2 separate regions of the Homo sapiens genome follow, and region 1 is linked to region 2. The links are chromatin contacts, found by Hi-C in ENCODE. All regions are on one chromosome and are shown on one strand. The core of a region is the stretch at or near the end of the contact, and the rest is flanking DNA. Distances in the headings are between cores, read along the strand shown. Region 1 overlaps FOXP1 (forkhead box P1). Region 2 has its middle 390 kb from the start of MDFIC2.

Region 1 (5,168 bases), core at 824-3,323, 430 kb after region 2:
CTTGAATCCTTGAATGTGAAATGGCTTCACGCTAATTGCTGTAATTGCTTGAAGATGTGCAGGCAGGTGAAACCTGATCCCCGTGGCCATTGTAGAGACCAAGAACAACACGGAATGTTTACACAGTGGTTTGATTTTAATAGACAGAAGGGCTGAGTTTAAGACAGCAAAAACACAGCTAATAGGTGACCTCTTAATGTAGTCCTCCTCTAAATAAAAAAAAAAAGGACACACAACAAAATACAATTTCATGTTCTAAAAGGCAACATCCTAAATACCAAGGTTATTTGCTTGACTCTTGGAGTTGAGTACACGTTACATTGCACCTGACATTTTATACCCGAAAGTCTACCCCGAATATGTGTGTGTGTGATGTTTTTTTTTCACTTTAAAACAAAAAAACACTTTATATGTCAGTCACCTCACAAACAGATTATGACTCTATAGTATTTCCTAGTAAGTGCATTCATTTAAATTTTAAATTGAATATTTTTCACAGCTGTAATACTCCTTGTCCCTTAAACGGGAAGGCTTGGGTGTCTCCTTGTTTATTCCTTTGCCTATTCTGTCCCCACCCCCATTTATGGAATTCTTGACCCTTGTCCATTTCTTGATTGCAGCTGAAGTTGAGCCCAAACCCGCTCACACTGGTGCTTCAGACATTTGTCTAAAGGCTTTCAGTATCTTGTTTCTTTGTTGCTGTGTGGGACTGTGGTCTGCTTCTACCTAGACAGACTAAGGTGGCCGTTAGAGCAGCCAAAATAATTATTCAAAAACGGTGGCTATTCTCCTTGATATTTTTACAATTTCGAATGGACACCAAGGTTTAATGATGGCTCCCCAGGGCCCTCTCTTAACAGGGCACAAATGTAACCAAGGCTGGACAAGAAATACATGATAGCAAGGCCAAGAGAAAAATACAGCAGCACCTCCAAGGTATCATTAACAAAAGGAAACCCACAAAGATTAGGGGAAGTGTTAGATAGGTATTGAGATAGGTAGGTAGGTAGATAGACAGATAGCTCAAGGATCCAAATGTATAGGAGCATTTCATATATAGCCAAGGAAATACTGCCAAACAGAAAATGAAAATGAAACATATACTACAGTAGGAAAAAATACAGCGAAACAATGGAATTATTTTAAGGTTAAGCTGGGCAATTAAAGCCAAAGATACACCTTGTAAATGAGAACAGAGAAGCACGAAATAGCCCATACAGCTGGGAGTATTGTCTAACTGCTGCTCTGCCAAGTTATGCTGTATATTAACTTCTGATGATGAAATACAAAATGCAGCAGAAAGGGGGGAAAAGCCCTCTTAAAGCTATGAAAACTTTAACTATATAAGCTAAGTAATAAATATAGGCACTTCTTTTCCTGGACTATTTGTACCCCCCAACACTGAAAGACAAAATAATGAAACAAAAATAACTGCATAGAACTTCCCTTTGAATCACAGCCACCTCACATACATTTCTAGACAATCCTACCTTCTTCTAAAAGTTATAATCCCCGGCCAGGCACGGTGGCTCACGCCTGTAATCCCAGCACTTTGGGAGGCCGAGGTGGGCGGATCACGAGGTCAAAAGAGATCGAGACCATCCTGGCCAACACGGTGAAACCCCATCTCTACCAAAAATACAAAAATTAGCTGGGCGCGGTGATGCGTGCCTGTTGTCCCAGCTGCTCGGGAGGCTAAGGCAGGAGAATTGCTTGAACCCAGGAGGTGGAGGTTGCAGTGAGCCAAGATCGCACCACTGCACTTCAGCCCGGCAACAGTGAGCCTCCGTCTCAAAAAAAAAAAAAAAAAAAAAAAGTTATAATCCCCTATTAAGAAGAAATGTCCTTCCCTCTGAAAAAGGAGGGGGGACCAAAAGGAGGGGAGACCAATATCCATTTGTACATGTAAAGATTAAGTATAAACCAGTCCAAGCCAGTGAGAGGAACACAGAGGAAAAAAGTAAACAGGCCCCTACCCCCTACTCCCAAAATAGTTCCCCTTTGAAAGTTCTAAGCGGTGAGTGCCTGGTACCGAGGGCTGCCCTGTTCCTTGGAGGGGTCAGCAAAGCTATGCTAAACTGACAGGTTCAGTTTACAGCAGGCCAGAACTTTGTTTGGATATACTGGCCTTGTTCACCGCCAGCTTAACAACAGATGGCTAGAAAACTTTCATTATGTTGCACAGGACTGAACTGCAAACAACCCAGAAAACTGTGAAAAGTTTAACTCCCTCTGAACCAATGTGCCAAACCAGGGCCTGCCCAGAGCCAGTGAACCAGCTTAAGGCCAAGGGGACTGTGGAAGTGATGGTTAAAATAACACTGCCCAAGTCAAGTCAAAGCACCTTTCCAGGCTCCAAAACGGCAGCGACCCACCCAAATCTTTATTTAACTCTTCAAGGGCCAGGCCATATAAGGAGTTGCATCGACTATGCCTTCTTTACTTTTCCAAAATGTACTGTCAGACTTTCCCTCCCTTTGGAGAAAGAAAATCTTCCTTCAGACAGTTCCCAATCCCCAAGCTCCCGTTCTGCCTTTCCTTCTCCTGGAAGTTGGGAGCGCAGGACCAAATTGTCTCACCCTAACACCCAGAGTTAAATATGATTTATCTAAATCTGTTTATAATTTAAATATTCATTAAGTAGATTCAATCACATGAACCCTAATATCTCCTAATGCTCTGAGACAGGTTATAAATGCACCTTTGAAGGTTTAATTCAATTGGCAATCTGAGAAGTCTTATCACTGGAAATGTGTTATTTTCATATTATTCAAGAAATGAACAAATGTGTTTTCCACAAATGTATTTTAGAAGCTACCCTTTCCTGTTATTGAAAGAAAATTGTGTTTATTACTCCTTTAGCATAGTGTAAACTCATAAACGTCAACAGAGAGTACAAGGAAAACTGTCAACTAAATATTGTTTCCTTCATGAGCTGTTCTTCCAAGTCAATTACGCCTTTCAACTTCTGGGGCATTGTATGATAAACTGGCAGTAAAAATCATTCACATTAATATACCATGGTGCCTTGCCTGCAAAAGGTAATTAAAGAAGTAAATGACTCATAAGAATAGACATATTAGCTGCAAAATGAAAGGCAACTGAGCTGCCACATAAAAATATGTACCATTAAGATACTGCATTTTCATATTCCTGTAATCAGCTTCAGTAGACTAATGCTTATTTAATCCAGTTCTGTGCTAAGTCCATCAACAACTGTTTTTTGCTGTTTTCTCCTTGACTGAACATTATGAGAGCAGGTTTAGAATAAACACTGCAGTGAGATTTTTGCATACGCAATTGAAGAACAGGTTTTTACATTTTAAAATCTATTTTTCTTTCTCTGAGAAATACAACAAAAAAAAAAGATTACTGGTGGAAAAAAGTATATATGTACATGGCTATCTAGACATGTCCCTTTAAATGGCAGAACATTTCAGTGAAATATTTGTTTCCATATTCACTATTTCTGACCTGTACCACTATCAGCATAAGGATGTCATGCCTCCACTTGCCAGATCTCAGCTTCCTTTATGAAGCACTCCCTTTTGTTAATAATGTCTTCCATTAGCATTAGCAGGATGAGGGCAATTTATCCTTTGGCAGGGATGGAAAGAGAAGGCAAGATATGAGGAGGGGGTTAGTGTAGTGGGTGGTGGGAGAGTATCTCAGACACGCCTAGCGGCCTCTGAGTTCTTTTCCTTCCAGGGTGTTAGCTACCTGACTGGATAAACCTTCTCAAAGAGAAGTGAATTGACCCTCAAAATAACTGCTCTATTTTCCAATCTCTGGCTTTCAAACTGACACTTTGCTCTCTTCTCCATATCCCTTTATATTTCAGCACATCCTTGCCAGCCCAGCCAAGGCACAGCAAAACATCCTCGCCAGCCCAGCCAAGGCACAGCAAAACATCCTCCATACGGTCTGAGATTTTTCACTTCACTTGCTCACTTCTCTGCTGCGGGAAGCTTAATCTTAACCAGTGAGATGGGTCCACCATTTGTACTATTAATATTTTGGGGAACATTAGATGCATGAGGTTTCCTGGAGGCTGGAGAAATGCCTGTTCTGATTGTGGAAATCAGGGCTCTTTGTTGATAACTGATGCAGCCTAAAGCTTTTGTGGCTCCAGTTTGGGAGTTTTAGCTTTCAAAGCTCATGCAGCTCCTCCGATGTCCAATGCCAGCAGTGAAAATCAGCCTAAGGTATCTGGTCTTCTATCATGTTTGTCAACAATTCGCCCACCTTCAATAACATCCGAATGCATCTGGATGGTGCCCACTAACCTACCAAAAAATCCAAAAGATAATTCTATTTATTTATTTATTTATTATTATTTTTTTTTTTTGGTGCAAGACCATGGGCTTTCAATAAAGGTAAAGTTCTAGATTTCTATACAAGTTGTGCCTTCTCCCCTTCCCTCCTCCTGTGAATACAGAAATCTCTTTGACTTTAAAACTGATGAGCACCCACCAGCCAGGCCCTCAAGGACAGTGCAGGATGTGAGAACGGCCTTACAAGGACCCTCCAAGATATATTTATCTTTTCACAGTTCTTGGAACTGTGGAGAGCCTCTCAGATTTAGGCTGGATCTCTCCTTGTAATGTATTATTGCCTGAGTGTTTGAGCAGACACCACAAGGAACCACAACTAATGAGCTCTAGTCCTTTTTCTAATTAAGGAACAAAGGTTCCTGTGTGCGCAGAATGGTGACGCTGTCTGGAGAACACACGTGGAGGAAGAAGCGAATGCTTCTAATTGCCTCAAAATGGGATTTTTAATATTTAGGAACGTAATGGGATCGGGAAATAAGAACACTTCCAACATCCTTTATAAATAAGCCTTTACAAAATATTGTTAGCTGTTAATAATACATCATTATCAAAAATGGAAAGTCATGAATACAGTGCATGTAACCTTTGTATTCACGTGAATTAACCTATATGTACGAATACAATGATACATGAATTAGTTTTTAAAAATACATTAAAAAAAATAAAAGGCCCTCCTCTGAAAAAGAAAGGCGAGAAGGCAGCTCCTCTGAGCCTGATATTCCTCAGACCTTAGCAGATTAGGATTCAAACATGTAATTAAGAAAGATAACCCCAGTTTTTATAGTAATTAGGGGCTGTGGGAAATAGGATACTATCTCTCAAAAGTGATACAAA
Region 2 (5,469 bases), core at 2,182-4,681:
TGAAGTAGGAGAATTTTTTTTAATACTGCAGACCAATGTATTTGTAAAATACAATAAATATGAAACTGTAGAAAACTCAAATAAGAAATAGAAAACATGAGCTCATTTAAAAATCATGACACTCTGCAGTCCTCGTTTTATTGCTATACAAGTTGTGAAATGCTCGGTCTCAATTTCTATGTGCGTCTTGTTGTGTGCTGGTAAACAGGTCATGAACTAGCAGGAGGTCACAGACCACACTTTGAGTAGCACTGGACTGTGTAACTCGAAAGTTTTTATTACATTTTTAAAGCTCTCATTATTCAAAGACACAGTAGATAGACTGCCCCTTAATATCATTTGATAACTGGATTAGAAAAATTGTATAATTTCCCTTATATCCTGATATGAATCAGGGTGTGTGTGTATGTATGTGTATGGGGGGTGTGGATGTGGGTGTGTATGTCATTTTATCTAGAATGTTATTAGGTTCTTGATTTCTTTAAAGTACAGTAATATATGAGCCCAATGTTCCCAATGTGCTTTTGGCATTATTTATAAAAAACAGTCTTTAATTACCAAGCTTAACACATTATCCTTGGTGGAGACTCAAATCTCTTTTCCAACTTTAAACTGAGCAAAAGCTTTCATCTGGCAAGGTACTGAAGCCCACTATGAAAATTTTGTGCATAGAATTATCACCAAGAGCTATTTGGCAGCTTCTCCATCTCAATGAAAAGGACTCTGGATTTTATCTTCACACAAATAACTCTTGCCACCATTTAAATTATTTTCTCAATTATCTTTCAACCTTTTTGCAATAAGGTTTCCTGAATAAGAACTGGAAATATCTACATCACATTCCATGTCACATTTCTTGATCCAAATTATTTTAATTGGTTACTTAGCCCAAATCTATTTCAGGCACAACAATTTCCGGTCTATCTGGAAGAGAAGTGGGAAATTTTTACCTCATCTAACCCTATCATGGACCATAACCCCATATTAATCTGGGAGACGGCCAACGCTTTTCTCTGGAGTGGTGTTACTTCTCATTTAGCCTGCAAGATATTTTTGCATTGGAAGTGAAATTTTGTAATTGTGAAAGAGATTTCCAACACACATTTTCCAGTCAATCCCAAGTGAAGTGTAAGCCATCGGGGTATCTTATGGCATCCAGTTCAATCACAATATTCCCTTTTTCATTTTCAGAGCACAGATTTTATGCTCCTGGGACGGAGCCAAGGAAAGTGCTGGTTCAGCACACTCAATTCCAAAGGAGCATCTCATTTTATTGTCTCTCCCTCTAATTTCAGAGAACAATGGGGTTAGCCACGAGTCTATAGTGTGACTCAGATTGTTCAGTTATTTTCAAATCAACAACACCCTTGAATTAGTTTCCCTTTCCACTTTCCTGGTAACATGCCATCCCACTTCTCTCTGATGCACTCAAAAACATCTTAATAGCTCCATGTGACCACCTGAACCAACAGATATCCCTTCAAATTGAGCAGTCCTGGGAGACATTGATCATTGTTGGCTGTGGCATGTAGTTTTAGGGCAAAAGCTTATGTGACACAAACTCATTGTTGGGCTTTGCTGGAGAGAGAGAGATGTTCTTCCTTTGTAGTCTGAGCAATAGCCTCAAATGGGACCATTTCAAATACACTACACGTGCATTTGAATGAAAGCATTGAAATGTCGTTATCTAAAAATCTAACGAAACATTTGGCTCTATCTGAAAGAAGCACAAGTTAATTGCTTATCAAACTATCAACTTTTATTTCACAAAATGACTGATATCTCTGTGAGTCTGTGAGGAGAAAGCACTACACTTTATTTCAAGGGCAATTTTTTTTAACCACAAGTAAAGAGTGAGCATGGATATAGACAGAATCCACTCTATCAATAATCCATCACTAATTTTCTCAGGTAAAGCAGTCATATTGTTTACATGCAAAATACTTTCATTGTGGGGGTAAATGACCTCCTTCGCTTGCAAAATCTGCTCTTTGTTTCCACAAAAAACACAGACTTATTCATGGTTTTAAAAAAAATTCTCCTAAATGTGATTCCAAAACAAACTGGTACTAGTGATGTGTCTCAAGAGACTCCCTCAGGAAAAAAAAAAAAAAAAAAAAAAAAAACAAGTAAAAAAGTGCCTTGGATTAAACCAAGCCAGTTGTGAATTTCTAGGAGTCCATGATCCTTTCACTCCAAAGGTAGCTTTTCGGGGAGAGGGGATCTTGAAAACAATAACAACAACACACCAAAGATATCTAGTGTGTTTAACAGAAACTCAAAAGGAAGAGAGAAAATAACGTCTGAAATAAAACAGAAGTCAGTGGGGGCGGGGGGGTGGTGGTGAAATTATAAATTGCTAAAGTAGAACTTTCTCACTCTTTGTCGCTTTTTCCTTCGCAGTAAACCACAGAAAGCTTCACCTACATCAAGGAATGGTTTTCACACATTTGATGGGAATGAGGAAGCTAATTCTCCAACCTTCTAAGGAAATAAGAGCTGATAGGCAGCCAAACAAACCTCCCGGCCACAGCCAGGCAGGTAGACACACGCTTAGACGGGCTGAAATCATTCCACCAACCTTTACAGTTCTTTCCCGTTTTAAACGCAGTAATAAAAAAAAAAAAAAAACGCTACGGAGACTATCTTCCTCTAGGCAGTACCTTCCTGTGTTTCTTTTGTTGTTCTGGCTTTTCTGAGTGATGACTGTTCTAAATCAACATCCCCTCTATTTCAACCTGCTCTCCTTGAGCAGCTGGACTAATTTTTTTTTTCTCCCTGCCCTCCCACTCTATCCCCTTTCATTCTTCTCTTGGCAAGAGGTCTCGATTGCAAGTCTTCTTCTCATTCTCATTCTCAGGTCTTTCCATCAGACTCCTCCCCCGCCTCCTTTGTCCCCTCTTGTCGGAGCACTCTACCTGCTCAGTGCCACCAGGACGAGCTCACGCATTCTGCACCCCCCTGCAGCTTGTCCCCTTCTCCTCATCTTTCTACGTGCCAGGCAGGCTCTGCTCCACAATTTCATCTGGTGGCCTGGGGGTAAGGGTAAGCCAGCTGTCACTTAAACTCCTTCCATCTCAGCCAGCCTGAAATGGAAAGTGTGATAAATGGAACCGTACAAGCCTCAATTTGGTCTGGAAATTTCAAACTTATGATGTTCAAATAGGTTCATAAATTCCCCTATAATGCATCTCTGCTCCCTAATGCCCAATTGCAGGTTTCAACTGAGCAGGCCTCTCTACCTGTTTTTATAGCCCAAGATATTCAGATCTTGGCATGCGTCTAGTGCCTTCGCTTTGGCATGCTTTTAATCGTGTGCCCAGCTTGGGGATGCAGACACCACATATATATCTGCTGATTCTTTTCCAGAGGAAGAGTGTCGGCCATAGACAACACAGGTAGTCTTCAAAGGAATTTCACTCAGGGCCGCTTTGATTTCTCTGTGTCTAAAAGCCAGCACTGGCTTTGTTGTTGGCAAATATGTTTCTACATGTCCTGTCCTGGGGAAAAATTGTCAAGTGGAGAATCGTCAAACTGTGCTCTTGCTGTCTCACCAAAAGAAAGGCTATTCTCTTCCATTTTCTCCCTCATTTCTGTTCCTTATCTTCAGGAAATGGTCCTTAAAGTAACATGAGTGTGCATACACCATTGGGAAGAAAAAATGATCAGCTATGCCTTTTTATTTGTTTTTTTTAAGCTAGCAAACACAGGTACCAGGAGTTCTTTTTTAAAAATTTGAGTATGTGTAAAAGGTTAAAGGTAAATTTAAATAAATAATTTGAGGGTTTTTTTAATTAATGTGTAATTACACAAACAATACAAAGAGAAATTATTTTTCTCATCTCCCTTGGCCATGTTTTCCAAATCAAGTACCTTCACCAGATATAACTACTATTTTTTAAATTACATTTTTTTTCTGTATTCAGACCATATATGTCTATAAAAATATGTAACGTTTGTGTTTTTAAAACAAAATGGTATTATTTTGGATGCCTTGTTCTACAACTTGCTTTTTCCACTCAAAATATACCTTGGAGATCTTACCATATTATTATAGTTGTAATTCTTTTTTAACTGCTATGTATTATTTCGTCTATCCGTATCTATATCAAGTTTTTAAAAGTATTTCCTAGGAACATTTAGATAGTCTATAATTTTTCTGTCTTTCATTTACAAATGATATTTCAATGAGTATTTCTGAATATGCACCCTAATATATATCAGTGATTTCTTTTTTCTCCAGCGTTGATACAAAGAAATGAAACTGGTGGACAAAAAAATGTCCATTTTTAATTTTCATAAATGTCAACTTGCCTTCCAAATTAGTTTTGCCAATGTGGTTATGTCTTCCTGCGAATCAGCATTTTTATCATGTCATCTTTAACTCCCTCTAAATGGAATGACTTACAAGCCTAAAAGCAAAAACCAATTTTCTTAGTCTGTTGAGACTAAGAAAAAACACCAAAAATTGAGTGGCTTATAAACTACAGAAATTTATTTCTTTTAGTTCTGGAGGCTGAGAAGTCTAAGATCAAGGCACTGGCAGACTGGGGTCCGGTGGGGACTACTCTCTGCTTCAGAGAAGGTGTCTGTCTATTCACTGCATCCTCACATGGGGGAAGGGCAAACAAGCTCTCTTGGGCCTCTTTTATAAGGATACTAGTGCCATTCTTGAGGGCTCCACTCCCATGGCCTAATCTCCCAAAAGTCCCCACCTCTTAATACCATCACTTTGGGGGTTAGGATTTTAACATATGAATTTTGAGAGGACACAGATATTCAGACCATAGAACAAATGAAAGGGAATTTTATAAACATAATGCTTTCTTCTTACTGGATACAATGTATTCTTTTCTCCATTCCACACCAGGTCCCAATACTCCCAAAGCTGATATCTATAATGTGAAAGGAGAACATGTTTTCTCAATACAAAAGCTCACTTTAGAAGAAAAGAGAAGCGAAAAGTCCAAACATGGAGGACTAGTGCATTAGTTCATTCTCACACTGCTATAAAGGACTGCCCAAAACTGGGTAGTTTATAAAGAAAAGAAGTTTAATTGAGTCACAGTCCCACATGGCTGGGGAGGCCTCAAGAAACTTACAATCATGGTGGAAAGGGAAGCAGACACATCCTCCTTCTTCACATGATGGCAGGAATAAGTTCAGAGCAAAAGGGGGAAAAGCTTATAAAACCATCATATCTTGTGAGAACTCACTCACTATCACAAGAACAGCAGCATGGGGGTAACTTCTCCTCTTTTCAGTTACCTCCCACCAGGTCCCTCCCACAACATGTCAGGATTATGGGAACTACAATGCAAGATGAGATTGTGGGGGGACACAGCCAAACCATATCAACTAGGAATATATTTTTCTATTTCAAGTCATTGAAACAGAGATATTTTGAAGGGTACAGAAACGTCATTCATATTAGAAAGTATTTACTCCAGCCGGGCACGGTGGCTCAAG

The links. A loop is a pair of places that touch in the nucleus more often than their neighbours do. Pooled maps may share reads with other maps.
Region 1: a map with no recorded cell type shows a loop between it and region 2 (8-fold over the local background). The contact joins two enhancer-like sites. A Hi-C loop is called at or near these places in 2 of 168 maps with a recorded cell type or tissue (IMR-90 and Right ventricle myocardium inferior), 1 of 37 single-sample maps with no recorded cell type and 2 of 50 pooled maps.

Annotation. Positions count from the first base shown.
Region 1 is chr3:71,133,463-71,138,630 of GRCh38, forward strand. All of the region lies in intron 6 of FOXP1 (forkhead box P1), which reads right to left. Among named protein-coding and RNA genes, the nearest start is that of FOXP1-AS1, 150 kb to the right of the region's middle. Within about 2 kb of position 2,074, at least 2 of the 41 ENCODE cell types and tissues checked have a DNase peak (open chromatin) inside an H3K27ac peak, as active enhancers do.
Region 2 is chr3:70,700,969-70,706,437 of GRCh38, forward strand. No RefSeq gene overlaps it. Among named protein-coding and RNA genes, the nearest start is that of MDFIC2, 390 kb to the left of the region's middle. Within about 2 kb of position 3,432, at least 2 of the 41 ENCODE cell types and tissues checked have a DNase peak (open chromatin) inside an H3K27ac peak, as active enhancers do.